2 separate regions of the Mus musculus genome follow, and region 1 is linked to region 2. Evidence: chromatin loops called from intact Hi-C (ENCODE). Cell type or tissue: left cerebral cortex. All regions are shown on one strand. Each heading gives the region's core, and the rest is flanking DNA. Links, peaks and the distances in the headings are about the cores only. Region 1 holds the start of Gm26146 (a small nuclear RNA gene). Region 2 overlaps Bckdhb (branched chain ketoacid dehydrogenase E1, beta polypeptide).

Region 1 (15,515 bases), core at 3,995-11,994, 83 kb after region 2:
AGTTACAGAACAATGTGTAATTGTTCTGTATGATGTTCCATTTAAAAGAACAATGCATGTGCACCCCCCCTCCTGTGATACTCCTAACCATGTGATCAGAGGAAGAGAGAGCAAGATAAGACTGCAATTTCATCTCTGAATTCCTTCACTTGCTGCAGCATCCAACATATAATGGAAACCAGATGCTGACCCAGATATAATGAGTTTCACCCCTCTATCATCCATCGTGCAGTGAGCAGTGAGTGCATCCACATGAGTGTAAGTGTGTCCATCTGTGAGCTACGCAGGACAAGTGTAAGAGACCATGCTCCATGGCCACTTCTGGAAAGCCAAGGGCCACTTACAGCAGAAAACAAGCAGGGAACAGGACGATCATTTTTCAATTCTGTGAAGTTCCCTCCTTTCTGATTCCTTAAATATGTCCCATGACTCTGCGACTCAAACAACTTCATTGAGAATCAAAAAGTCATTAGAATGTTTGATATAAGTCTATCCACCATGGGCGGTTTCAGGATTTGAAGGAAGCTGTGGAATTTATCACTTGGAAATCCACCTGATCTAGAAGAAAAGCACTGGGTCAGAAAAAAATCCAAATCCAAATCCAAATCCAAATGTAAGATATGACTTATCACAGAGCACCTCAAGAACGTGTGGGGATTTTTGTACCGCCTTTTTACCGGTAAACTTGGGAATTATAAAGAAGCCTGTGGGCTTCAGCCTCTGGGATGCCAGTGATGTCTATGACTTTGATATTGTTCTAGAACAGACCACAAACCTGGTTTGTACCTGAGAATGTCTCCCTTGAAAAACAAAGCTCCGTCTTAGGTACTTTTCTGTTGCCATGCTAATATACCACGATCATAGCAACAGAATCATCAGAATACTTTGGAATTACAAAGAAAACTCTGCAGCTCAATTATAGCTCCCTCAATCCTTGCAGTATCTCATAGGCTGGTGTAGATATTTAGTGGACTAGTCACCAGTGAGCTACAACTGGGATTTTTCTAGAGGAGCATTTGTTTAATGATTTTACATTTGTATATGATAAGGAATATAGCTAGGATCCCTTTTAACTCTCTCTTCTGTCTTGACTGTAAGCATTCACCTGAGCCATCCATCCTTAGTCCCTTAAATTAAAAGATGAAGACGAAAAGACAATACATTGGGCTAAATGTGTTTGCCATTGCAGGACTGGAGTTTGGTTCCAGGAACCCAAGTAAAAGCTTGGTGGGTGTGTGATCATAACACATACGAGACGGAGAGGATCGTCCTGCCCACTTGCTCCATCAGCCTAGGCAAGACAGTAAACTGTGCATTTAGGGAGAGAGCCTACCTCAGTATATTAAGACAGAAAGCAACCAAGGAAGACACTCCATGTCAACCTAAGGTCTCCATGTACATACATATGTATCTCTCAGAACATATGCATATACATACTCACACCCCACAAACATACATGCTAAAGAAATGTGAAAAACAAATCTACGAAGACTATAGAGTGAAAGCTGAAAGGAACTTTTTACTCATATGATCATTGAGTGATTAACAATAAAACCTGCTGTGCTGGGGATGGTAGTGGTTAACTTGGCACAAACCTAGATATATTCAGGAAGCAAGGAAACGTAATTGAGAAAATGCCTCTAGCTGATTGGCCTGAAGACAAGTCTGTAGGGCATTTTCTTGATTAATGATGGATGGAGGAGGGCCCAGCTGACTGTGAGAAATGCTACCCTGGGCAAGTGGTTCGGGATGAGTAAGAGAGCAGGCTGAACAAGTCATAAGAAACAAACCAGTAAGCAGCACTCTTCCATAGCTTCTGCTTCAGTCCCCACTTCCAGGTTCCTGCTTTATCATCATCCAAGGAAGCTCGGGGTGTGAATAATATACATTCACATAGGGATGTGAGGTTGTTGCAAACACCTGAACAAAGAGGTAGGATTTATGTTATACAGCTGAATTGAGGAGGAGAATTAGCTAATATCAGTCTCTGTAGAGGAATAGTTTTTAGGCCATAAATATATCAAGGGAAAGAGGTAGAAACCTATGGTTGATTTTTTTTTCTTTTTGCACACAGTATCTGTACATTGGCCAGAGAAAGATTTTGTCATCCCTCTGCATCTCACCCCAAGGGTAGGGCTTTGCTACTTTACCGAGTCTGAAGTTATGATCCTTGGCATGGAGGGCTTATGTCAACAACACACATTCACTCAGAACTTCACGTGCCCAGGGCTTCCTGTGTTCCCATACTATACATTAGCTCCACCATCATGGACTCTAACCCTCTGAAACCATAAGCCCAATTAAATGCTTCCTTTTGTAAGGGTTTTTGTTGTTGTTGTTCATGGAAAAGCAACTAAGATATTTACCTGGCAGGGTACGTGCCATGATCACGAATGTGGTTTTCTCAGGTGATGATCATTCTTTGCATGCCAGATATGTCGAACCCTGGGATTTCTTTAAATTCAGGGAACTCGACTGCATAATTTGTGATAGTGGGGGGTGGGGTTGAATGAGTTTGAGCTCTCCTCTAGCCCTGTCCCCACCAAAAAAGAAAGCAAGCAAAAAGAAATAAGAAGGAAAGAGAAAAAGGAAACCAACTAAAAGAGATGTATTGTATCGTAAGAAACACACGGAGCCATTTAGACAGACCAACTTATGCTACAGGATCAAAGCCACTTAATGTCTCAGTGGTTAGCACACGGGTGCGTTTCCTCTCCTGGGGTGATACTGGTGTGGTTAAGCCGAGGAAGAGGGTGGCTCTGCTTCTCATCTCTGTCCAGTGCTTCTAGCCAGGGAAACACCGGATTTACTGTGGTGGGATGTAGCAAAGGAGAGACAGGAAAGCATGTGTCTACTCTGAACATCCCTGCCTAGATTGTGAAGGATGATTCTCATGTTTGATGGGCAAAGGTATTCATAAGGGCAACCCAAGGTGTGAGATAAAAACAAATGAGAGACAAACAATCTGACAAAAATTTTATGACATTGCATGTCTTGAAAAAATTAGAGAAATTTTGTGGACAATGTTTCTGAAGCCAACACCCTGTGGCTTCCTGAAGTCAGAGAACAGCCCAGCTGGACAGTCTGCTTGGTGCTGGGCAAGCAGCAAGGCTCTGGGGTCAAGGGACATCAGTTTGATCAGGTCCACACTGCCTGTCTTGCTTCCCACAAAGGAAGGCTCTGCTTGGAATTTTTTCTTTTCTATACTTGGTGCCCCATGATTCAACTTCTAGACCACCTTGAGTTCATATGGCCTGGATTCCTAAAAGAGTCTGCTTCACTCAGGCTACCAGAGCTACCTTCCCTTCACTCAGGCTACCTGATCTGCCTTCCCTTCCACTGTCTGGAAGGTAGTTTCAGGTAAAGAAATGAGTGCACAGGATGTCATAGAAGCAGCTTGGTGAGCAAAAAAAAGGAAAGACTGGCCCTGCAAGCACAGAGGAGAATTCAAGAAGCAGGGCCCTGGGAAGTCAGAGGCCCAGAGACAGTGAAGACTGGATGTGCACTCTCTGAAGAGCAAACCCTCCCTCCCACAAAGGATATTCCTGGGTCATTGTTCTCTCTAATTGCAATTAGTCACACTTCGTTTTATTTCTTTTTTTTCCTCTCCCCTCCTTGGTGGCCTAACAGAAGTGTGGGCCACACACCACTGAAGCATGATAACTCATTGATCTAGAAGGCACCATTACTCATATGTGTGATCAGATTTACTCTTGACTATGCTTTGTGTGTAATGAAGCTGTTGGAATTTTAGGCTTGAAGCATTTTTTTTTCCTGGTAAATGGGCTGAAGCTCAGCAGGTCTGGTAAATAACAGAAGTCAGACTACAGGCCTCATGACCTCTAATCTTCCACAGAGACCTGGATGGAGCTGAGAATTGTTTGCAAGTCTGGATGCAATAACTAACGTTCCAGATGGGATCTCAGGAGTTGAAGGCCCGGAGACCCTTGGAATATGTGTATAGATTTGTCTATAAGACCACACAGAATCAGTAGGCCCACCCTGCAGTTTCAGGCCAGGTCTTCCAATGTTGACTCAGACCATTCCATGCTTTTCAGGGATGGTTGCAATACATCTGCAGTTTCTCCTTTAACTTGTCCTGCTTTATCTGTGCTAGGTGTGTCCCTTTTCCTTGACTCTCCCTTATGATCTATGATCTGAGCTTTCCTTCCTTCTTCATACCTGCCTTTCAATTTTCACAAGTCATTTTGATTTTAGTTGTTCTGTAGGATTGGCCTGGGAGCCTCATAGTGTCATCTTCTCAGATGGGTCCTATTGGGAAGATCCTTGCCATCAGTCTGTCTGTCTGTCTGTCTGTCCATCCATTCATTTATCATCATCATCACCACCACCACCATCATCATAATAATTATCTATCTATCTATCTATCTATCTATCCATCCATCTACCTATCTATCTACCTACCTATCTACCTATCAATCTTCTATCATCTAATTTTTCACCCTTCTGTTCTTCTTTGCCTTTATTTCATTCACATACAATTATGTTGCTCTTAACTCTATGAACATACCTCATGTTCTCATCCTGTCATGACTAATGGCCTTTCTGAGTACTGTTGTATATGTGGGAGGTGGGAGGGGAAGTATATAGATACAAAAATATTTCTATGGATTTCAATTGTGAGCTAAGGTTATCCCATCTGCTGAAACAGATACAATTATTTCACATCCTTTGGGGATTTTGTGGTCACCCCCAAGAGTTCTAAAGTCTGGAAGTCTCACAACTTTATTATAATTATTCACTTCCATTGTCTTTTTTCCCCCTTTATTTGGTTCTCACATGTATTATCTCCTAAAGATGGCCTCACTTTCTTTCTTTTTTTAAAATTTATTTATTACACATAAGTACACTGTAGCTATCTTTAGACACACCAGAAGAGGGCATAAGATCTCATTATAGATGGTTGTGAGCCACCATGTGGTTGCTGGGATTTGAACTCAGGACCTCCAGAAGAGTAGGCAATGCTCTTAACTGCTGAGCCATCTCTCCAACCCGACAGCCTCACTTTCAATCAGTGTGACTGAGAAGGTGTTTATTTACTTCAATTTCTCTCATAATATTGTTAATTACTGAAGTCATCTGTAGTAGCAGATGAAAGTCATGCCTTAGCAACATCCAGACTCATTTTGTGAACACTGCTTATTCATTTCATGAGAATAATACAAAATATATTGGATTCATAGATATTTTCATGCATTCATATCAATATTTTTATTACATTTATGTTGTATTACCCTCCCTTATACTCTCATCTCTTTTTCTCTAATAATCACATTCTACTTTTATATTCTTTAAAAACAAATCTAAATTCTGCTTATGAAAGAGACATGTGGTAACTTTTCTGTATTTGGTTTATTTTGTTTAACATGATGACCTCTAATTCTATGTTTTCTTGCAAAAAGCCAACAAAACAAAGCATAATTTTAATCTTCTTTAGAGTTTCCTGCATTTCCTTTATTCATTCATCTATTGATGGGCAGCTGGGATAACCCCATAATTTAACTATTCGGAATAGTGATGAAATAAACATGGGAACACAGGCAGTTCTGCTGTGTGCTCACTTTTATTCCTTTGGGTGTACACACAGGAGTGGTAAAGCTGGATTGAATGCTTGTGTCTCAATTTCTTTGATGACCCTTTGTACTGATTTCCAGAGTGGCTACACTAACCTGCCTTGCCACCAACTGTGCATAAAGATCCTACATTCTCACTGGTATTTGTTGTTCTTTTCTTGATAATAGCTATTCTGTTGGGCTAAGATGGAACCTCAGTGTGCTTTCGATTTCTGTTTCTCTGATGACTAAAGATGTTGGACACCTTTTCATACGTTGTTGGTCATTTGCTCTTGTAAAATGTATTTAAGTCTTTTTGTACTATGTAATATAAAGAAGAGGTTGATCATATTTTTTCATTATCGTAGTTTCAATACCTTTAAACCAGGGACTTTCTCACTAGCTTACTTTTCTCCATGAGACTTGCCCTGATGCCAGTTCTGAGTGGACCCTTTCCATTTATGCATTTCTCTGAGTACTTACACATCTTGTAAGGTATTGAATTCAACATTTAGGTATTGAATTCCCTGGAGCTGGAGTTACAGGTGGCTGTGATCTGCTTGATATGGGTTCTGAGAACCAAACTTGAATCCTCTCAGTAATGAATCTTACCTATTGGATTGTCTCTGCAACCCTTATGAAGATTCTTAACTCATTCTTGTTAAGTTCTGGGAGATTTTTATGCTTTAAAAGCATGAAACCTGAAGTGTATATTCATTCATTTCTTGTCTGTGTTTAGAACAAAATGATTCTTCCTTGTGAAAACTACATATATCTTCACTCTTGGTCCACCTGCTTTCTTGTGGGGACAGGATGAGTTTATTAACTGTGGTGACAGACATACACTTTGCCATTTTAAGTCTATGTTTGCCATAAGAAATGACTTTGTTGTTTCATGCATTTCTCTGAGTACTTACACATCTTCTCCTTCTGATTTCCCCCCATTTTAAAAAGCACTTAACTATCCCTTTTCTTGACATCCCATTTCGATTATTTATGAGGTGTGTTGCCTTTCTTATCTAAAATAAGTCAGTCAATGTGGCAAATTAAAGAAAAGACCATCTATCCAGTGGTTCTCAACCTGTGGGTCATGACCTCTTTGAGGTTTGTATCTCAGATATTCTGTATCTCAGATATTTATATTATAACTCATAGTAGTAGCAATATTAAGTGTAAAAGTAATTATTAAGTAAGCAGGATGCTGGGTTTGGTATCCACCTCAATGCTTTATGTATCTGACTGAAAGGCACACACAGCCTTTATATTTTACTTTGCCCTAATCAACACAATAGCTGGGTCACTGCCTAACCTCCACTACTGACAGAATCTACCTCCCACTGATAATTCCGAGCTACAGATTTCTAAATTCTGTGTTCTATCTTGGCTGCTCTGGACCTAGAGGGCTGCCCAGCTGGGTCTAGCTCTAGGCCATGTTCTTCTAGCTCCTTCACATGGTTGCCCATGCATCTCTGACCTTAACTCTTCTCAGGCATGGTGTATTTCTTGTTCACATTTTCCCGGCATGGTGGATCGTCTTCTCCCTTTTTCCTCTCCTGGTCTCGGTCTCAACTCTTTCAATCCTAAAGTCCTGCTTCTCTCTGCCCTGCCCAGCCATTGGCTGCCAACATCTTTATTTACCAATCAGAATTAAGGGGGGGGGGATCCATCAGTGTCTTATGTGTGCAAATCTCTTGAGCAAACAATCTTGGGGGTCCCAATTAACTTTAGAAAAAAAGCAACATTAGGCCAAACCCCACTACATAACAGTTATAAAACAACATAAAAAATAATTTTATGGTTAGGGGTCACTGCAGCATGGGGAACTGTATTAAAGGGTCACAGCATTAGGAAGGTTGAGAGCCACTGGTCTATACTGTATAGCACAGATGCTATGTACTTATTCATTGGAAGAACAACTTGCTATTTGTTTTTCCAAATAGTAATTTTTCACTTTATTATCACGAGGTTGTATGCAATTTAAAAACAATATATTTTGCACAAAGCAGATATTTGTCTTTTTTTTCCTTCTGTAAATTGCTTACTCTGCAAAAATGTGAGGACCTGAGTTCAATCCAGAAAACCAATGTGAAAAGCCAGATGGGGTAGCATGTGTTTGCACTCACAGGATTGGTGAGGCAGAGACAGGTGGATCCCTAGGTTTTTCTGGATAGTCAAGTTAGGCTGCTGTATGAGTCCCAAGCTCCAGAAAAGGACAATGTCTCAAAAAGACAAGGTAGACAGTTCCTGATGGTTAACACTAGAGGCTAGCCTCTGGATCTACATACATAAATAAAAATAAATAAGATAAGGATTCTTATTGAATTATTATCTGTGAAGCTTCTTCAAGATTTATTTTTATTTGTGTGTATGTGTTTGTGTGAGCATATACCATATGTATGTGAGTTTCCATGGAGACTGGAGGTGGGTATTGAATTCCCTGGAGCTGGAGTTACAGGTGGCAGAGATCTGCTTGATGTGGGTTCTGGGAACCAAACTTGAATCCTCTCAGTAATCATCCTTACCTATTGGATTGTCTCTGCAACCCTTATGAAGATTCTTACCTCATTCTTGATAAATTCTAGGAGACTTTTATGCTTTTTTTTAATTTTTATGCTTTAAAAGTATGAAATCTGAAGTGTATATTCATTCATTTCTTGTCTGTGTTTAGAACAAAATGATTCTTCCTTGTGAAAACTACATACATCTTCAGTCATGGTCCACCTGCTTTCTTGTGGGGACAGGATGAGTTTGTTAACTGTGGTGACAGACATACACTTTGCCATTTTGAGTCTATGTTTGCCATAATAAATGACTTTGTTGTTCCTGGAGGAAGACTCAATTGGGCTTATTTATCACATGTTGATTTATGGACCTAACTATTCATACAGAAAACCTATTTCTCACACTCCACCTTGAATTTAATAGTCACTAAAGAAGAAGTATGTAGATGAATCTTGTGGCATGTTAAGCCACATGAGAAAGTGGGCCACTATGCAAGCCAAGCTGAGATGTTATTTGAATGAGAATATGGAAGAACGTGTTCTTGGTGTGGACTTGGAACATCTGAGTGGGGCCTTTAATGGTCATCCACCAATGTGGAACTGCAGACTTTTACAATTTGGAGGCCACACCTAGAACCTTAGAACCATGAGAACATAGTCCATGGATACCAGCTATACCACTCATCAGTATAGCTGGGTGCAGGATTTACTTCCTATGCAAATCCTAACCCTGCTCTGAGCTGGGGCTCTGGCACACTGTGCAGGCAAAACTGGCACCCTCTCGCCTATGTCTGTGGAGTGACTCACCGAGTATTCAGAGCACACTTCCCCTTCTCTGTCTGCCAGCTATAGCTACTGGCTCACTCTCTCTTTGGAATGACTTGGCTAATGCAGTCACTTAAACCGATGTTTAATTGTGTAGCGTTCTGCAGAGGACTATAAAATGCTAGTTATCATTGGCTGAAGGCTGGGACCTGTCACAGTTGCCAGGACAACTAAACATTGCTACCTGCCCTGTCTCCTTCTCCTATTTGTGGCTCATTTCTGAATCTACAGACTCCGAAGACATACAAGTGCCAGTGCATAGGGACTCAAAGGCCAATGCCTTCCCTTTCATCTTTGTCTTAAGATGAAAGACAAAGGTCTTGTCCACCTTGAAATGTGGGCATTTCCTTTCCATCTCTGCTGTTCCTTAGCACTTACAATTTCTGAGTAGTTTAGAAGGCAGTGTATTTAGCTTGAATATGGATGGGTATTGATTTTAGGTAAGTTGATTTCCTTTCCTGATGAGAAACAATCTTTTTAAAGAGCAAAGATACATTCTTCACCTTCTTTCTTGTTTTCCCCCAAAGCAAGCATAGGTTTAGTTATTGGCACCTGGCAGGGCTTGCTGAAAGAATGAATGGAGCATGCTCCCATGGAAAAGCCAACTGTGTTGAAGGAAGCACTGATTTGCCAGTCATGTTAATTTGTTCCACACACTTTCACAACATCAAAGGAAGCGTCTCTTATTCTTGGATGAGATGGATGCATAATAAGTCCGTCTGCGGTAACCTCATTTCACATCATGGGCTGAGCAAATAGCCAGAATGAAGTTTTGAAGAAAGAGCACTCATGGGCAGCTGGCCTTGAACAGAAGCTCGGTATCTTATGTAAATTTTTGTATGCTTGTGCATATCATAATTTGACAGTAACTATTTAGTGGACAGAAAAGGATCAATATCCTTGTACAGACAGCAGCGTAACATTGTGCCTAGTAGTGTGGCTACATTATTTAGTCCCTTTAAACCTTAGATATTTCATACATCAATCATTTATAATAGAAAGTCCACTTAGGAGTTTTGCTACAAATAAACAGGCTCATATGTAGTAATTAATAAATAGCATCTACCATTATTGATAGTGTTTGATTAAATGTGGACACTGAAAGTGGGAAAATGATTCATACCCATGTGTTCATTTGTTCCAGTGTCCAGAATTCCTAAGTATTTCATTAGGTGAACAAAGCAGAAAAACCACTAAACTCCCATGAAAAACAAAACTAAGCTAAAAATGTGTGTCTTGGTGTTGTAGTAGTTTGAAGAGACACCATGACCACAGAAAGTTACAAAAGAAAGCATTTAACTGGGGCTTGCTGACAGGTTCCGAGGTTCAGTCCATTGTCATTGTGATGGGGATCATGGTGGTATACAGGCAGGCATAGGGCTGGAGAAGAGCAGAGAGTCCTAGTTTTGATCCACAGATAGGAGGAAGAGAGAGACAGAGAGACACACACTGGGCCCGACTTAGACTTCTGAAGCTTCAGAGGCTATCCCCAGTGATGGACTACCACCAACAAGGCCACATCTCTTAATCCTGTTTATGTCATTGCCTGATGACTAAATATTTAAATATATGAGCCTGTGGGGGACCATTTCTATTCAAACAGCCACAATTTGTGTCACTAATCATTGGGGAAATGCAAGTAAAAAATTATACTCTGTTGTGATCTCAAACTTCTCAGGATAAATATAATAAAAAGAGGGAAAAATGGGGTGTCGGGGGTTTGAGTAAAGGGGAATGACAGATTGTTCAGCTGTTATGGAAGACAGCACAAAAGTTCTTCAAAAAAGTAAAAGCCAGATTTTCGAACGATCAAGGCAGTCTTCAACTGAAAGGGTTTCCAAGAGATATAAACACTCATGTTCTTTTCAGAACTATTTCACTGTAGCCATGGTGTGAATACACAGAGAACGTCTAACGTCTACCAGTTACCAATGGGGGGGAAGTGTGAGACAGATAAGCTATGGTATTATTCAGACATAAAAAGAGATTCTTAAATTTGCAGCAGAAAAGATGGACCCTGAAAAGACTGTGCCAGTCATGGAGACACTAATACTTCATCTTTTCACCTGGGTGAATCTAACAGTCTAGTTAATAGATTCAGAGCCTGAAATTGTGTCTGCAACAGGCTAGGGAGAAGAACGCTTTCCTATTCAATGGGTAATGCAGCTCCAGTGGGGCAAGGCAAGCCTTGAGATCCTGTGCAGCAGTTGCTTGCCAGAAATGCTGTGTGCTTGAGAACAAGGTAAGAGGGCAGACATCAAATGGATACTCTTATTGCAATGATAACTTTAGGCACTGTAAACGAAATAAATTCAACTGTACATACATAATTTATGGGCTGTTTGGATCACTGATGATGCTTTTGTGGAAAGCTTGGCAACATGAGGGTTTTGTGGAGACAGAATTATGGCGTTACATTCATTTCCAAATGTGTGACTAGCATCCTCACTGTTTTTGCAAAGGTCGAATTGCAGGCTTATGCAACTGCAAGGAATTCCGTGATGAGTTGAATGACTCCAATTAGTTGTGACAACTTGGATCTGTAAGACATTTCCTATGCCATCCCAAATAGATAAAGATCATCTACTGTCAGTAGAACTTGAATGTAAGATGAAAAAAATTGGCAGGAGACACATTTTCCTGTGTGTTCTCATGGTTTTTGAGGGTAGTTTCATCCTGAATTAGGAGGAGATAATGGCTTACATTAATAGCTTCTGTGTGTGAAAACTTGAGAACTACACTTCTTTCTTGTCTGTTGTATACAGTAAGTGCCAAGATACAAAAAGAAAAAAAAAACCTTTGAACTTTCTGGAAAAACCATGTTTTATTTTACTGATGTAGTTATCACAAATATTGAATTTGCCTCTGTATCAAAGAGCACATATTTTAGCTAATCATAAAATTGTACGTGCATCTTTTAAAAGTAAACGTGGCAAAGAGTTTTTTTTAATTAAAATGTATACATAAATGCTAATAAAATTATTAATGTAGAAGTTCTTGCCTTAATCATAGTTCCCAGGGAACAGTGCTTGAACTTCACTGTGAGGACACAGCAAGAGAGGTTTCTGGAATACCTCACCCTAAACAGTAGATGAATTTATTATATCGCTGAGTGAAAAACACCCAAGGATTGGCTTACTCTTTGACAGAGAAGGAAAATGAAAATATCTCAAGCTCCTTTTTCAAAAAAGTACACTTTTCAGGTTTATCTTCAAAACATTACTGTCAAAGATACTTGAAGCTGTATGACCTGACAATTTGTCTCCATTGTGAATAACAAGTTGCCCAGTGTGTTCACTGCTAATGTGGAAAACTGACAAGCTGGGAGCCCAGAGTCTGCTGAGATGGTACTTTTGGAATGGAACTTGTCATCTTGGCCGGACAGAATGCCGAATCAAATGGACACTTCTTAGACCTTATCTCCCTTGACTGCCCTGCAGCATTTGACATCATGGATTGAACTCTCCTCGGTGAAACTCTTGGCTTCTGAGATTTTTTTTTCCTCTCTTGGGTAAATTTTTTACCCTGACTTTTGAGAACTCTGGTTTCCTGATGGATCACTTAATTGTTGGTCTCTGCATTTTGTCATGAGCTTGTTACAGTGCACACATAGACCTTGGTAATTCTACCCAATTATGACATCAACTACCATAAATGAGGTGAAGAATCAATGACATCTCTATTTTTCAAGGTCAAAAAAACCTATATTCACAACCTTTTACTAGATTTAAATTTTTAAAATTTTCTTCTCATATACCAAATTAATATGCAAAATGAAATAGTTATTTTCTGCTCTGCCTCTCCTCATCTTCTTATACCAATGAAAGGCACACCTAACTGCTTAATGTGAAACCTTAGGTCTCCTTCATGGTTCACTTGTGTCCGTTGTTCCCTACAAATAATTTTTAAGCCTTCACATTCTAGTCATTTGTCCTGTTTATACATCACTGCCCATGCTCATTGTCACTGTCATAGTTCAGGTACCTATTTATATTAGTGACTTTTGAATCGCTGGGAAAAAAAATCTGATGGCAGACTTAAAGGAGGGAGGACTTATTTGGAGTAAGTGTTGTGGAGTGTAAGTTTTCAGTCCATGTTCACTTGGCTTCAGGTACTTGGTCTGTACAGTGTTAGCAGAAACTTGTTGTGGGAGAGAGTTCTTCACTTCCTAGTTGACCAGGAAGCAAAGAGGGAGAGGAAGCAGACAGGGATAATGTAACTCTGTACTAGATACTTCTTTCTTTGCTGTGACAAAATACTAGACAAGAGCAGCGTAACGATGGCGGGGTTTTATTTTGGCTTACGGTTTGAGGCAGGCAAGCATGGCATGCCAATCAAAAATAACTAACCATCACAGACTCTGAAAGACCAGCCTCAGCCACCTGCTTCCTCTAGCTATGCCCCACTACCCAAAGCTCACCATATCCTAAAGTAAAACATCCTAAAACCCGTATCACAGATTAAAGCCATAACATCATATCATGTCTCATATTTTTCTTTGTTTCTTGTTTTTTGTTTATTTGTTGGTTTAATCATTGCGCCAAACTTCTAAGAGTTTCTTTTTTTTTTTCTGGCTCCTTCCATGTTCTAATGTTTTATGAAATACACAGCCAATCATTCATTTCACCTGATTAAGATTCTTTGAAAGTTTACTATCATCTTTATAAAGTTCAAACATGTGGTCACAGACTAATCCACTCTGATTCCTTTGTACTGCTTTTAGTCTCTGTAGCTTCAGATCTTGCCCTGTTTCTTATGCTCTACCCTACAAGTTGTACAAAATGCTTAGTTTCTGAACTGGCTCTTCCCTTATTTTTCCCTTGTGGAATTGCAAGTATTTCTCCTTCTTTTTAATCTGCCTATTTTCTCCCATCCTTGCAGCTGAAAGGACATTTCATTTGAAAACCTTTTCCTCATCTTCTAAGATCTGACTCACACCCCATTTTTACCAGAATAATACCTGACACATTTATAGTTCACAGGATGTGTATAAAAATAGTTATTCTTCTATAACCCACCAAGAGCTATTTAAGGATGGGAACTATGTATTTTCAACATCCTGTTCCTAGTATCTTCTTCAGCGTTTGGTACATGGTTGGCACTCAATAAATCAATATTAGAATGAGCTATTTTGCTGGCTAATTAAAAACTTGAAGGGAAGTCAAAGATCTAGTTTTAGTTTGGAGCCACTAAGAGCCAGATGAGACTAGTCAGCTCTCTATAGATGAAATGCCCTTGACTCTCTCCTATCACACTCATGGCTGGAGTTGGTGGGTAGTAGATAATTAACCAGAGATGCTTGAAAACCTGTGTCCCAAAGTCCACAGCTGGTGTTCCAAGAGTCTTCTCTATGTACTTCTAAAGTGTAATGGAGAATTTCTCACTATTCTCGGAGACCTTATGTGCCCATGGTATTTGAAGCCCTGGAAGTGCTTAATTCCACATTCAAGGCTTTGGGGGAAGCATATGGAATCCAGAGTGCTGGGCCCAATGCTTCTCATGTGTGGGACTCAAATTGAGGTTGTCAGTGGCTACAGATTGCCAAGAGGACTTGATCATTCCATAAAGTCTCTTCTGCCACACGAACCCTGGGATGATTCGTCTGTAGTTCTGCCAGGAGCCTGTGAAGACTGTGAAGTGATAGTAGCTCCTCACTGAAACCATCTCAGGGCTCCATCCTGCAGCCACTGCATGAGAAATAAGATGTGTTGACAGCCTTGGAGCTGAACTTTCTGAATTCTACAAGACTCTTAAGCAGGCTAGGAGGGACAGCCACCTACACCTTCTTTTAAAAGAAAGGATGATTGAATGAGGATCAGCCAATCATATATTTTCACAAATTAGATTTATCTGTAAGCTTTAAATATGTACAAACATTTTTCAGTAATCTGGTATGAATTATGGTTTGGTCATTAAATAGTCATTTTTGTCTCATCCTCATGTGCAAAGTAAAAGGAGCCTCATTTGCTGCATTATTTTTCTCATTGGAAAATATTGAATTTTGAGGGGATACAAGTTTTTCCAGTAAAATTGAAAAATTGCTCAGAATTGAAAGGCTATTCCATCTGAGCCCAAGCTGTGCTGAAGTTTGACAGCATCTTTTCCTTTGGCAACGAAAAGGATGTGTGATTTTTATGACTTGGTAAACCTCAAACAGACATATTGTCCTCAGAATGCAGATATGGATGAAGCCAAGAGATGAACAGAGCGTCATCTCAAAATAAAAAGGACAAGCAGAATGTAAAGGACATGAATGGCCAAGTTCAACCAAAAGCCTTGAGAACTGCTTTGGTGTCTCCTACCCTGATTGTATTTGAACAATCTGAACGTTACCGAATCATTCCAAACCCCTCGATGCTTGCCCCGTGCTCTCACCTATAAATAGCAGTGAGAGTGTGGTTTGGCATTTCCCAAGGCTTAAAGAATAACTGTTACCTGGAAATTATATACCACAGCTCTGAGCATGGATCATCTTATTTAATTTTCCAACTTTCTTACAGAACAGTATCATTTTCTTCTCTTTATACATGGAATGATGAAACTCAGATAAAATGATATGTGCAAAAGTAAGTCATTAGCCAGCTTTGGTCTCCTTCTAACTACCATTGTCTATGCT
Region 2 (15,515 bases), core at 3,725-11,724:
ATTTGAGGGAGGGGGGACACAGGGCCTCTGTGGCCTGCCACTACATCAGGCTGGTTGTCCTGCCCCTTTTGGTTACATGTGAACTGCGTGACTTACACTGGTCTCCTGCCCCTCTGAGCTTCAGCGTTCTCTTCTTAGGATGGGGAAAGTGAAGGAAGCCCCCACTCCACAGCTCAGACCCAGTAAAGTCCGCACTCCTACTGCACTTGTATGTATTGAGGGGCTGCCACTTGCTTATTTGGGGTGATATCCTTAGTGCTGCTTTAGTTTCCCAAACCCACTTTCTTGGTTCATTTTGTCCCAGCAGCGCCTTTTGGATCACTGTGTTGCTTAAGGACACAATACACGTTGGCTTTACCGCTTTAGAATTACCACTCTTCTAAAGCTTCGTGGAAAAGTGGTAAAGTGGTTAGTTCCTAGTGTTCACCACATGTAGGCTACCTCCCAGTACACATGAGCCTTGAGACCTGAAAATCCCTTACGGAACATTTCTTTACCAATGAGTAGGTTTATACTGTACAGTGTGGACGCCGTCCAGATTGTTCTGTAGTGGAGTGAGGTTTGTGTCTTGTGCTTTTGGCAGGTTCTCTCAAGTCTTCCCCTTCAGTGTTCCCCTGGCATCTGCCTTCTTATCCAATATCTCTTTTTCCTTAACATTCTCATGTCAGTCATAATCACCTTCTTATTTCTAGGACTGCTTTCTGCATACTGACTTATGTCTCATCTTCTTCCAGCCGTATGGTATGGAACTTCATGAGCAAACAAGCCCCCCATTGCCCCTCCCATTTCTGTTTGAGGTGCACACCCAGCTGAAAAGCTGACTACAGAGGTTCAGAGGTCATTTACGACCCACTGTGAAATTTTCGAACATCCTTTAAAATCCTATGCACCCCCGAGTATTTATTATATCAGTGCTTGCGTGAGGGGCCCCAGGATCTGTTTCCAAAGCTCCTAGGGCAGCTATAGCATGCAGCCAAGTATGAGAGCTGCTTTTGAGCAGGGCTGCAGAACCCTGGGTAGAATTGTGGGGGTGAGGTAGGCAGGCTGGGGAACGCCTGGGTTCTGACAGGGTTGAGTCAGGGAGAGAGATGGCACCCATTGTTTGTGAAATGGTAATATGAAACATAATGTATTTGTGCAAATAAGGATATACTAATGAGTGTATGTGTGTGGGGGTGTACATGTACACCCCCACACACAGATTCACATGAATGCACACACACAGGCTCACATGTGCATGCACACATACATACACACAGAGAGAGAGGCTCACATGCACACACACATACACAAACACACACACACAGGCTCACATGCACACACACATACACAAATACACACAGGCTTGCATGCATGCACACACATAGGTTCACATGAACGCACACACACACAAGCTCCTATGTACACACACAAACACAAACACACACACACACACAGGCTCACATGAATGCACACACAGGCTCTCATGTACACACACATACACACACACACACAAATGCACACATGTCTGTGAGCCTGAGTACAGGTTTGCAAACATGTTTGAAGTGTGCAGAGGATCCTGGGTAACTTTGGTACTTTTTCTTTGCCTATTCTTCAGTTTTCACTTTTCCCTCCATTCCCACCCCAGTGATATACTATTCTTTCCCTTTCTCATTCAGTTAGATTTTAAAAAAATAGCATCTACAATGGCCTTTAGAGTTTATTATCCCTCTCCGTATCTGTCCTCTACCCTGCCGTCCCATTTTCCACTTGGATTGCACTATTCTAATCAACCCCCTTTCCCTTTATCATATTTATTTCCTCTTTCTTGGAAGAGTCTCTACCCTCCCACCCCCCACCACACACACACTGTGTTCCCTTGCTAACTACCTAATGTCTATGGATATTCTTAGTGAAACACACATATCTAAAGCTTAAAAGCTAACAGCCACACAAAGAAAATATGCAAAGTTTGTCTTTCTGGATCTGGGTTACCTCACTCAGGACAATTGTTTCTCACTCCGCCCATTTATCTGAAAATTTCATAATTTTATTTTTCTTAACAGCTGAATAATATTCCATTGTATAAACATACCACATTTTTATTCCTTATGTATCATTTGATGGATATCTAAGCTATTCCCAGTTTCTGGCTATAAAATAGTGATGAACATGTGTGGGCAAGAATCTCTGTAGTAAGATATAGAGTCCTCTGGGTATATGCCCAAGAGTGCTATAGCTGTGTCCTGTGGTGGCTTGACTTTGCAGCTATCTCAGGACCACCACACTCATTTCCGTCATGGCCCATACCAGTTTGCACCTCCACCATCGATGAATATGTGTTCCCCTTTCCCACTTCCTCCACAGCATGCACTATTATTTCTTTTATTGATCTTGGCCATTCTGCTTGGGATAAGAAGAAATCTCACAGTAGTCTTAATTTCCATTTCCCTGATGGCTCAGGTTGACTTTTTCTCTGTCATTTGTATTTCATTGTTTTGAGAACTCTCAGGTTAGGTCTAGATCTCATTTTTAAATTGTATTTTTTTTATTCTCAGTTGGATTTGGGGGGAGGGGCAGTTCTTTGCGTATTCTCATTCTTAGCGCTAGTCCTCTGTTGATGTATGATTGGTGAAGATGCTTTCCCACTCTATCGGCCACTGCTTGGCTGGAATGATGTCCCCTTCTGTACAGAAGCCTGGCCACATGGCTTTATCAGTTCTGAGCCAGAGTTCTAGATTCATCATGATTTGACCATGAAGGACCTGAGCCAGTGCTGAAGGGTGAAAATGCTGATGCTAAGTCACCTCAGACCCACCCTTGGGTTGGGGGAAGTTTCAGCTTCCTTCAGAATCCCCGGGGAGTGGGGTGATTATGGTTTCTCTGTGGCCAACCAGCACTGCCCATTACATTACAGTAATGCACATCCAATATAAAGAGTTATTGGTACTTTTTAACAAGGGGAAGTTTTGAAGAACATACAGGGGAAAAAAAAACTGTGTTTGTTAGTATTAATCAGAGGCATTTCGAATGTTTTTTTTAAATCTAACATGCATACCAAATTTGACTTTACTGTATCAGAGATAGCACTGGGTGCTATGTCTTAAGAATCCATCTTGTGAACTTCATTGCTTTACAAGGTCCCAATTGCTGCAGCACCTGGCACCTTTGCTGACAGACATATCTATTGTCTGCTGCCAATTTATAGGAGAATGAAGTTCCTATATAGAAAAACTTTTTTAAAAAAATGATGTCTTGTTATTGTTTTTTATGTATGTGGGTGTTTTGCCTGACTGTATGTCTGTGCACCATTTGCATGCGTGGTGCCCATGTAGGCCAGAAGAGCACATCAGATTCTCTAGAATTGGAGTTAAAGACAGTTGTGAGCCACTCGGTTAGTATTGGGAATTGAACCTGGGGCATCTGGAGAACAGTCAAATGTTTTTAACCACAGAACCATCTCTACATCCCTAAATAGAGTCTATAAGCTCTTTATCTCAATTGAGAAAGTCTATGAAGAATTTGAAAGGCTGGCACGAACGTTGGTGTACATATTATTTGTGTAAACAAAACTTTTCATTTCTCTGGGATAATTGCCCAAGAGTTGGACTGCAGAGTCATGGGAAGTGGATATTTAGTTGTATAAGAAAGTGCTGAAATGTATGTTTGCAAATGTTTCCATTCATACTCTCCCCTCCCCCCTCTGTCTCTACACACACACACACACACACACACACACACACACACACACACAACCAGTTATACATCCACACATACTAATGTCTCACTGAGTAGAGAGCATCTTTTCATGTGACTATTGGTCATCCGTATTTTCTCTGCTCCTAACATTTTTTTTCCACTTTCCAATTGTTTTTATGTTTTTTTTTTCTTGTTTTTCAGCTAGGTTCCGAGAGTTTTGTAACGTAAGAACTTTGTTAGATTTGTGGCTTATAAATGTTTGCCTCTATGTGTTCTGTGCCTGCTTTTTGCTTTTTGCTAACATCTTACACCTCCCAGAGACTCTCACCTACCCACAAAAGGGGGGTTCTGCTTTAGGCCCCAGACATTATATTTTCCTTCCTTTAACTATGGAAGTTTTTATTAAACTTTATGGCCTTTTCTCATAAAGAGAGACTGCTTTCTCCACCGTCTCTGTACTTTCTATACAGTCTCCCCAGGGTGTGCCTTCCCCCTCCCGTTTAGTTATGGCACTAAGATTATTTTCCCAGTACACTCCTTTTTATTTGCATTGTGATCTGGGCGCGATAGAGACTTTACTCTCTAGTCATTCGTATTTCCTGCCCTCCTCCTTCCCTCCCTTCCTCCACCACTTTAATGTTGAAACCTTGAAAATCTGAATATAAGGTTTTGCCAGGAATTCAGGGCTGGAGTGCTTTCTGTTTCGCTCCCGCGAAACTTTCCTTACCCGTATGGATGGGCTAAAGACTCTTACATCTCTGTTGTTCCCGCAGCCTGAGCCATGTGAAGCTAAGTGAGAATTCAGACTTCTCTGGCAAGGCATTATTTATTGCTGCATGCCTGCCGGCTGCCAGACCTTGGGCGCTGGTGTGCCTTCTGCTGATGAGACCCAGCGCTAATTCGTCTGAGGTGATGTTAGGGCATCTATGCTTTCCTTGCCCGCAGTGTGAATACCTTCGCCGTCCTGTTTGCCTTAGTGAGCCCACACTAGAGGGGACTGATTGGGTGAGGGAGAGCCATACCATTACTTACGTAGTTGCTTCCTGTTTCCCTATACAGTGATAGCCGTGCAGTCGAAGATGCTGTGATGGTTGTCAGCCTTCTGCACAAAGAAGCATATTTTCGCAACATGAATGGAAAGCTATTTGTAAATTACTTAAATGGCCTCAGAAATCTGTGCATAGCCAGAGACCAAATAAGATAATTTCCAAACACCAGAATTTTCATAAATCAGAATTTGTAAATGCTGAAGAAAACAAGCATGACCTAGTGACTTGGTGTAACTGGGCACATAGAAAATGTTCTGCTTCAGGCTTGCCTTCATTTTTTGATTACTTCATAATTTCCTTGAATTTTTTAGGTAGCAAGCAAGCTGAGGAGCTCAGTTCACAGTTTGCTACATTGTAGCCGGCCTTGGCAGCTGGAAGGCTGAGGGGATCCACGAGAGAGAATGGATTTCCTCTGGCCACTCAGTAAAGCACTCGAATGTCAGTGTGTATGCATGGTCGAACCTTACTTCTTCCACAAGAACAGCAGGCGGCATTAAACATATGATCTCTGTGTGCGTTGCTAGGTTACTTGGTTTTGAGTCTTTTTCTTTATAATAGATAATCATTAAAAACTCAGCACCGAGCGAGAGAACATTGAGAAAGGAAAGCAGTAGTATGAATAAATGGGAGAGTAACATTGTCATTAGGACACTGGCTACGGTAGTAAATATATACATATATATATATATATATATATATATATATATATATATATCTTCCTGGTAGAGAAAGGATATTCGATTGCTAGCCAAGAAACGAGTCCACTTAGCTGCAGACCATAGAGTAGTATTTTTAATTGTAAGCTCCTCACTTTAGTTTTCTCGACTTTCTCAAGTAGACATTTTGGGGTTTCATTCTTATATTTCTAACCAAATGGAGCAATTGCCCCCAAATTACAAATGCATGCGATCTGTTCATTTCCACTGTGCCCCCTCACTTCCTCTTGTCATCGCTGTTGCCGTTTGAATTATCAGCAGGCCCATGATTCATCTCTGATGATACCTTTAGATTCCTCACGCAGGAGCCTTGAGAACAGCGTACAGCTCTATAGCCACTCGAATGGATTGTGTAAGATATAGATGTGTAAAATATGAAAACCACTTGTAGCTGTCTTCTGGTTGTGGCTGATCTGGTGGCCATCTGGTTGTCCCCCTTTTCCTTCTGCACCCCTCCTTTGGAATTTCCTTCCTTTTCCATGCTCCTTAGATGTTCCTGTACATACAGGGAGGGACACAGAGGGATCTTACAGTGCAGGCTTGTTGAATATGAGTAATAATAATTGAAAAAAAATAGATGTATTCTTTTTAAAAAAAATCAATATCAAGTTACTGGACGGTGTCTTGGAGAAGGGCATTTATGCTGAATTTGGAAGGTGCACCATGTGACCATAGCAGGATAGAGGAAAGCAAGAAACAAAATTAGATCAAAAGGGCTTTTAAGAAAGCAACGATATGGTCCCTTTCTCTTCCCCTTCCCTTTCATTTCCCCTTGCTCCCTTCCCCCATATCTTCCCCCTCCCCTCCTCTTTCCCTTTCTTTCCCTATTCGAATTCCCTTCCTCTTCCTCTTCTTCTTTCCTTCCCTTCCTTTTCTCTTTCCTTACTTTCTTTGGAAGGTATGTGTTTGTACATCTGTTCTTGGCTTGGGGAAACTAGGAAAGTTACTCAGGAGGCAGGGTTGCTGTTGCAACAGTGCAGCATCTATTCCATGAAGGAGAGGGTGTTTAGGCATTACTAAGGAGTGAAAATATCCCAGGCCTACTTTCTAAATTGTGTGTGTGTGTGTGTGTGTGTGTGTGTGTGTGTGGTAACTAAGCCCTTTAATGTCTCAAGGTGAGGCAGTTCTGGTTAATCTGAGTGTCACTAATACAAAGGGCTTGTGAGACGGAGTATGATATTCTGCACTGTTAGTTAGTTTTGCACACTTCAACTGAGCCAGCACCTAGACAACAACTGATAGCCAAGCCAGTAAAGACAAAACCAAACAAAAACCAAACACAACCTAAGCACAGATATTTAACTCACAATTCTGTATTATACCTCAGATCAAGAATGAGATGGCTCGAAATGACAACATATAGTTCAAATAACTATTGAAATATGTTCCCCTTTTGAGAAACTCCAAGAGCTGTGAGGAACATATGGTGTCTCCTCTGACCAGCTTCAGGCCTGACACACCCTTTGCTCTCTACTGGCCATTTTCCTCAGCCCGGGCCTACATGCTTAGCTACTCCTTATGTAACATCTTAAATAACTGAAGTCACAACTTTTGCTTTGTTTAGACACTGTAGCACCATGGCTAATCTCAGTATTTTTGCATTCATTAACAAAGCTATATTCTATGGTGGTGATTCAACCAGTGAACATGTTGTTTGCTTTGCACAAAACCAGGTAGATTTTGTCCCTAAAACTAGGTCATATTGTTACCACTACAGAAGGACAAGCATGTTTCTAGATCACTGGTTCTTTCGTATCTTGGGGAAGGGTGGTTGCCATGGTGATCTCACAATCTCTGGAGGGAATTCGATCCTGTCCTTAAACAACCCAAAACCCACTGAGCTGGAGCGCCCCTCTGCAAAGGGTTTCCTTCTGCAGAAATTACTCGCATTACTGAAATAAAGTTTAATTTCTGCAGTGCTGGTTTGTCATAGCTTTGGTTAGTATTCTTAAGAACTGCAATTAAAAGCAATTAGTTTGGGTTGATGACTTTCTGTGATTTTTTAAGAATGAGGTTAGCGAATGTACTCTCAAATGCACAGAATTCTCTGTGCTCTTACTCACATGAGCTGTTGAACTTAAGCAAAGCAGTCTAGCAAGAAGCATTTCAGTGTTTGAGGTTTGGGGTTTTCCAGACCTTCAGTGTGTGTTTCTCAAGATCAGGGAACCCTCCTGTCTGTCCAAGGCCACTAGTGAAGCAGAGGACAGGCACTAATGTACAGAGTATTCTATAGCTGTGCTATATGTGCACAGTCGGTAGTTCTGAACCAGCAATTGTGTGGCGGGCAGATTGATGTGCGAACACCGCATTTACCACACCGGGACTGCACATTTGCTCTGCAGCTGTGTTTAACGGTTATCAGTTTGGCGTGCAGCGTGATTATTTTGGAGGGAGAACACACACTTCAGACCCCTTTTGGCAGTGCCGAAGTAACTGAAGTACCTGCTGCTGAGATGAATCATATGAGCTTAATTAGATTTGCTACGTAATTAGCCTTGGAGGGAGCCTAGGGAACATCCTTGCGGGTTGGTGATTCGTTATGTCAAAAGTAAGCTTGCTCCTTTTGGAGGCTGGGAATCGAAAATGATGAGATTTGGATGCATTGGAAACTCTGATTCATATATGCACACGTGTGTACATATATGCACTTAGGCATGTGTGCACATATCTATGTATGTGCAGACACAGAGAGAGACAGAGACAGAAGCAGACATGTGTGCTTTTAAAAGTGAAACTTTTCCAGGAGTGGCTGGAATGTCTGCCCCAGACAGCTAGGATTTGTTTGCTCCGTGCAGCTCTGTCTGTACATGGCAAGGACCACTTGCTGGGACTTACATACATGTTCAGCTCGCTTCCTACTGCTAAGGGGAGCCCACAGCTCCTTAAGAAGGACCCAGTGTCAGCTGCGGGGGCCTTTCGCATCAGCATGGACTGGGGTTGGTGTCTATGCTCTGAGACAGGGACCCTGTGCTACACTTTAGTTTACACTGAATTTGAGATTGTAATTTCAGTGTCTTGCTCTATTGCCTGTTGTTTTGATTGTTTAAAAAAAAAAGATGACTTAATTTAATTCTCAAAAACCATTAATTTAAATACTTTAGAGATATTATTCTCTAGTGGTAGAGTCCTAAAAAAAAAAAAAGTCAGTCAAGTGTGGAGAACAACTATAAAACATTTACTGTGAGGAGGTTAAGTTCTATTCCCCAATTTAAGGCAAAGCCAGGCTAAGACTTGCAAACTATGCATATTTAAAGTATTTTGCCAGCCTTTCAAAAAGTTGTAATATTTTAACCAAAAAACTTAGATAAATTCATCTGGACTATCTCATAAATAAAAAAAAAATAAATAAATGAAAGGGGGCCGGTTTCCTTTTCTTCTGAAGTGCTTTGTGATTTGAAACTCACTATAGAAACCATCCAACTTACGTCGATGGCTGCGAGCTGGAGACAAGTGTGATCTCACAGTCACGTACTTCCCACCAAAGCAAGCTGCTCAGAGTTAACTTAAAACAAATCCCTCCCGTGCACACCATGCACATCGCTTCAGAAAGCATCTTTAAAAAAAAGAAAATCGTCGAGTCTGCACACCCACTTGCTGTGATTCTGATTAAAGAAGGCTGCCCAGTCCCCACTGTCTGAGCCTTCTTCCTCAGTACAGACTCCAGTCCTGCTGCTGCTTGTGAGAGTTAAAAAGGACAAAATCTCAGTTCGCCTTGAAAGAAACAAATGGCTCCTGTTGCCAGGTGCAGCAGTAGCACTAACTACAGAATCGCCTTGGTCCAAGCAAAGAGCCTTTGAGTACGAGAGACTCTAGTCTTTCATGATGCACCTGCGTCAAGTGAAACCTCCCCCCTCCCCAGGTTTAGGTGGACAGCAATGTGTGTGTACCTGTGTGAGGATGGAGCCATCCCAGACTCACTGTCTCACTTGTCACCACCACAGAGATGTTAAAAGGATCAAGGCAGATCATATAGATAGTTAATGCTAGTGCATTATCAAAAAGGAGTATCTGTTTAGTTACTGTCTAGGCTAGGTTAGTACTTATCAGCTTCTGTGTATACATGCTCCTTCCTGGAACTCATAGGCAAATGGGCAGCTTCATTTTTCTCCCCTCTGTCTTTCTCCATGTTGTTTTTCTGGCTATTCCTTGCATGTGTTGAGTATATGGGAAATTGAGGCCATTTATGCCTTGACATAATGAGTGGTATGTGGATCCCCGTGGCCTCTGGCTGGGGGTGGGGGTGGGGATGGTTCGGTACTTCCTACTTTAGCCACAGATCTTCATTGGAGGTACAGATTTAATATATGGAAACCAGTCCCTAGCAAGTAGGATTTAAAAGAATAAAATGGTGGTAAAGAAACGTTCTGATCCATCTAAACAAACACATGAATATTACCTTTTATATCACTACTGTTTGTTGGCTCACCTCAGGCTCCCTGCTAAGGGTGCCTTCCGTCAGACCTTTCTACACTTAACTATATAAGTATTAGGAGCCAGATGTCAGCCGCCAGCCACCCCTCTGATAAGTCTGTGGTTTTTATCCTCTTTGTTGGACGTTTATCTGCACTGAGCAGGCTGTACAGCTGTGCTAAGGCTGCGTGCAGAGCCGAAATGGTCTTATCAGCACCTATTTTCTCAATTACAGAAAAAGCCATGGATTTGAGCCATCCCCTGACTCCTGAAACACTAGCAGGAAAATGTTTGCAAATTCGTAGGCATTCCACGTGAAATGCGTTTTTGTAAGAAATAACCAATTTTAAGGGCAGAAACATCACTAGAGAAAAAATTTACTTTGGATTCTGCGTCTTATTTGAGTTAGATACTAACAGTCACTGCAACAACTAGATTTGTTTTCACGAACAGGCTACACATAGCCCGATACAGAAGTCCTGTGCATCTGATAAGGGTTTTTACCTGCCCCTTGCAGCCTCTGTCACACATCCCTAACACAGACTTCATCTATTTAGTGACTAAACTTTATGAGTAGCAGCAGACAACAGCATCACATTTCTGACCAGATATCTGCCAAATGATTGATGCCAACATGTAACATTTATTTCTGCCAGGCTTTATGGTTAAAATTGACGTCATCTATCTAGTGGTCAGAGTCAAACTATTGCAGAACAACTCGGCCTAATGTAGTCACTAAAATCAAGCTTGAAAGGTTATGTTGCTATGGCACCCAGAATTAACTTGTTAGAAAAGTGTTTCATTTCATAAAACATTGACATTGTCTGTTGGCATCATGCATATATTGTAAAGTGGTCACTCTCCCCTTTTCCTTGTGTGTGTGTGTGTGTGTGTGTGTGTGTGTGTGTGTGTGTGTGTTTAGCCAACTGTTTTAACATTTTTAAACATAAACAACAACACATAAATTTAACATCAACACATAGATTTAGCATGTTTAAAGAGAAGGAAAATATTTATTTATAAACCATGATAGCTTTTCAATACTGATTTTTGAAATAACAAATATTTTAGCCACCTTTTTAAAAATCCAGTTTCTTGGTTTTGTTTTTGTTTTTTATTAGAAAGACGGGGCAGTTCTAGAGGACCCCATCTGTTCTTTTTAGTTTCGGTTTATGGTTAGGTTTGAAACTTAAGAACAGGTTACAAAAGTCGGAGAGTGCCGACTGCTCACTAACTCAGCAGGTCAAAGCCGAAACAGTGCATCTCCCTGAGAGGAGACAAAGGTCGCCTTAGCTGGGATGATGCCTGACATCCGACATTTGAACATCTGGTGGTGGTAGACTGCGACCCCAAGAAATTTATGGAAAAATGTGCAGAAACACGGCTTTTTGCAATCACCTGAAGTTACTTTTCAGGAGGATTTTAATTTGTCGGTGACAAGCACACAGGAAATCCTACCTTATCGAGAACAGAGCTGTTTGCTCCCGAGGGGACCCCCGAGCTGTTGCCGGCTTATGTTTATCATTATGTGTCCACATCTTAAGGAAATTTCTCCTTCCCGTGCCGCTGCTGCCTCGGTCCGTGCTCTTTTCTATAGGAAGAATTTGAACTGTAAAATTTGAGAAGCTTTGGCGTCTGTGGAAATTTGAGATCCTTGCCTTCCCCCCACTTTCCTGCATATAACATATTTAAACAAAAGCATTGCGTCCCAGTGCGTTCTACATGTCAAATTGCACATACTTTATCTCTAAGGAGTCTCAACCTCGGACTGCAAAATTATGAAGCCCAAAAGCCCCTTCAGAGTCCAGTTGTCATCAGTAAATGCGCTGCAGGGAGATTTAATGAGGAAATTAATTTTAAGTCATTTTTTTCTTACTCTACCATTTATTGAAAATGGTGGGCATCGTAGCTCATAGTTCACGAATACGGGGACAAGCCTGAAGTAGGACAAAAATCTTTGCTGGTTTTACCTGGGAAACCAAAGAGGTATTGATGTAGTGCTAGGTTTTATGTTTCTGATGCCTAATTTAGAATTCATGAAAATTAAAATCAACTAATATTTTTAAATTTATGGGTCCTTAGATCATCACAGTATAGTGCCATGTTTTTAAAAATATATATGTTATAAATGAACAAATGAGTTATCCTTATTTTCTTTTCATCAGCTGTTATGATAAAATAGCAAAATTTAGAAAACTAGCTTAGGAAAACAGGAATCTAATATCTAACTTATAATAATTTTGGGTTAGTAGGAGGCACTGATTCAATACTAAATTTTGGTTTTAAAATTTGTGCTACTTCATTTTCTACAGGCAATATGTCAAGAGTTGTTGAGATTTTCATATCAAGATGTTAATATTGTGGCATGTTGTGACTCTGAACCATGAAATTTTTTTCTTTTTTCTCTTTCCTTCCTTCTTTCTTTCTTTCCTTCTTTTTTTCTTTCTTTCCTTCTCTCTTGCTTTCTTCCTTCCTTTCTTTCTTTCTATGTTTTTCTTTTTTTCTTTTTTTTGCCTATTTAATATCATCTCCAACTGGGTGTTAGGTAGCTTGGCTGTATCCAGGGAAACCCAGGAATACCGGAAATGGTGTTTGTTTCCAACTTCAGAAAATAACTCTATTTTAAAAATAGAGTTGGAATTTAAGTAAATATGTATATGCTCAGAGTTTGAATAAAAAAAAAAAAAACCTCCACTAATTGGGGATTCAGTTCATTCTTTAAGTAGCTCAAAGAAATGTTAAAAATTTTCGTATCAACTTGCCAGGGGTTTGCATCAAGGATAAAACATGGAGTCTCAACAGCAGACGCTGAAGATGTGTCTGAGAAGTTGTATAATAGAGACCTCACATTTGAATTTAGTTAAGACTGTGATTTTACATTTTGAAATTTGCTGAGAAAGTTTGGCTTAAGAATAATAATTTTCAGCTTTTTTTATAAATCTCGGTAAAATTATATCATTCATATACTGCCCTGTTTAGTTATATTGGTGTTAGTTGTCTGCATCCCATGTGTGTAGTATTGAGACAATGAAGTAGACATGTAGGTTTGGAGGGTATCCTGTTGTTGACTTAGGGGCTTGGGTGGGAACTCTGACTACTGAAGGATGATTTACATATCTAATCCCATGGAAAACTGGCACATAATAATATACATGCAGTCCAAGCTCTGTTTTAAAAGCGTGCTACATAGTGTTTAAAGCATTAGCTTAAGTGAACATAACTGCATACATTGGTGAAGTTGTATTTATTTAGTTCGGTAATTTGCAGTTGCTGGCACATGACCCTCTGCAGGTCTCCATGACTCATGTGCTGAGAAAGTGTGATTCAAGATATCCGAGTCACTCTTTCTCATTTGCAGAAACTCATGTTTTGACTGTGGGCAAGTTTTCATGGCAGATTTAAAACAAATATTCTGTGATAACATTTGGAAGCAGGGTGATGTCTAACCTTACATAAGTGGGATTAATATAAAGTTCATGGACTTTCAAGCTATCTGCTCCATGTCATTTTGGAAAACTAGTTTAGTCTTTCTTGTATTTTTAGTATTTAACTCTTGTGCTTCCAGTTATGATCTCTGAACAACTAGCTCTATATAGAAGGAAATCTGTTGTTTTGCTTATCAGTAAATTAATGACAACTAAATTATATTAGGATATAAGTATAAATGCCAGGACACGAACAAATCGCATCACGCTGTTTCAGAATATATTCCCCTTGAAATAGATGGTAACTCATGCATCTGTCTGCCTTATTCACTGCTCCTGAATCCGTCTTCATATATGATACAATCTACAGTCCAAATCGTTACAGTGGCATAGGTACCATGGAAGGGCTGTCTGTACTGGACTGTTTTGTTAGCAAAGCCAATTAGAATGAAATCTGTCTTTCACCTTGGAATTAGGTTGTGGACTTTCCTCCTTGTTAGAACACAAAAGCCTGATTTATTAGTTCTTATAATGGAAACTTGTCTATTTGACTTACAAGCTCTTCCTATTGTTTCTGTTTTTGGGTACCATTTTGTACCCAAAAAGATTAGTTAATAATTAATTGTTTAGCATTTTTTTTCTAGTCAGCACCAGCATGCCAGGAATAAAAAAGCATAGGAAAGACTTATGGCTTTCTACTCGAACTTTGAACTTGACCTCACAGCTTTTCAGCTCATGGTGGCATGAATGAAGTCTTGCACAGTGAGCTGCATCCAAATTTCTGTCACTAGAAAAACTGACTACACATTATTCTCGAATTCCTCTTAGAAAGAAACATGAGCCGGGATGTTCTTGAAGTAAAGAATAAAACAAACAAACAAACAAACAGACAAACCCCAAATGGTTGTTTTAAAGGCATACCTAATGGTATTGTGTGGTCTTCTTGAACAGTTTTCCAAGCATACCACCCTGGTGGCATCCTCTAACCTGGGGGACTCTGCTCATGATCGTCTGTGTGTTGAAACGTCACTTTTCCTTGAGCTCACCATGTGGGAAAGATATTCTTTTGATATGCTAGATATTTTAACCATTTCTTGAGGTCTTGATTTACCTGTCTCCCTGTATTTTCGTCTGTCAGTAGCTCCAGGGCCTAGCCCAGGACCTGTGCTCCCCACCAGGGGGCAACACCAGACTCTGACTTGCCTTCTGGACTGAGTGCAGCCTGCTCAGTGGTCCTGCATTGCCTCCTCCATCCTCCTTCATGGAGCGGCTAATGTATGTGGGGTGATTTCTTATGTGTTTTAAGGCTTTGTAAGGAGCTGCTGGGCTGCGTACTATTACAGATGCCGTAACTCAGGTTTGACAGTTTGCATAGCTGAATCTTTCTTTAATGAGTTGGCCTGCTGTTTCAGATACCTGCTTTGCTGTAGATAAGTGACTCCTTTAACTTTTAAAATCTCCAGAGAAAAACAAAGACCCTGTGATTTTTTAAACATTCTGACGTGTCAGGCATGAGAACCAGTAACTTACCGTATGTTGCTATGTGTCTACAGAGGTAACTAGACAAACGCTAAGGCACGGTAGAAAACGACATAATTGAAATCACGATTTCAATCTAAGGGACACATGCAATTGAAGTTACATCTAGTGAAACAGAGACTTAAATGCAGGATAGCTAAAGTCTCAGTGATATTTCATTTATCTTTAACTGTAAGGGGTCCGATTCCATGCATTTATAATTATTTTTCTTTTCACTGCATAAAGAAAAAAAATCTCTGTCTCTTCTGATCTCACGGCCTTTGCTTTCCAAAAGCATAACAAGGAAATTGAAGTGAATTTTATATTATAAAAATCAGGCAGATGAAGCTGTATTTTGCCTGCACCCGTGGTTTTAGTGATTTGGAATTATTATATTCTGCCTGCCTCCCTTGCTGGCCATGGTGCACAGAGCAGTCAGATGGCTACTACTGGACAACTGGAACTGTGCTTGCACAGATCTCATAGCATAGCTCGGAGGCTCCAGGTCCCGGGATATCTATCTCTGCCCTTGTGTGTTACCTTCATGCACAGTCTGCTCTCATCTTCGTTCACGTGTTACATGGCCTCTTCACTTCTTAGGATGTGGAAGAGGTTTCCAGGCCTGCTCCTAACCCCCTGCACTGCTCAGTGCTCTTTTATAAAACTGTGATAACCGAGGCTGCCTTCCATGTCATCTTTTATATAAACATTCCTAATTC

Evidence for each region. Hi-C counts contacts between places; a loop is a spot of excess contacts. Peaks named below come from ENCODE experiments on the same cell type or tissue, not always from the same donor. Only the 100,000 strongest peaks of a DNase experiment are listed, where the experiment ranks them.
Region 1: a loop joins it to region 2, with 2.8 times the contacts of the local background. A loop is called at or near these places in 3 of 42 quality-filtered maps.

Annotation. Positions count from the first base shown.
Region 1 is chr9:84,185,997-84,201,511 of GRCm38, forward strand. It overlaps Gm26146 (a small nuclear RNA gene), which reads left to right and starts at 2,359; the gene lies at 2,359-2,530. In left cerebral cortex, for the core only: no CTCF peak of the experiment used is centred there; DNase peaks (open chromatin) are centred at 8,880, 9,537, 11,110 and 11,279; H3K27ac peaks cover 402 bases.
Region 2 is chr9:84,103,041-84,118,555 of GRCm38, forward strand. The region is part of intron 9 of Bckdhb (branched chain ketoacid dehydrogenase E1, beta polypeptide); the gene reads left to right. Among named protein-coding and RNA genes, the nearest start is that of Gm26146, 78 kb to the right of the region's middle. In left cerebral cortex, for the core only: no CTCF peak of the experiment used is centred there; DNase peaks (open chromatin) are centred at 4,605, 5,144, 6,992, 7,187 and 2 more places; H3K4me3 peaks cover 1,264 bases; H3K27ac peaks cover 3,842 bases.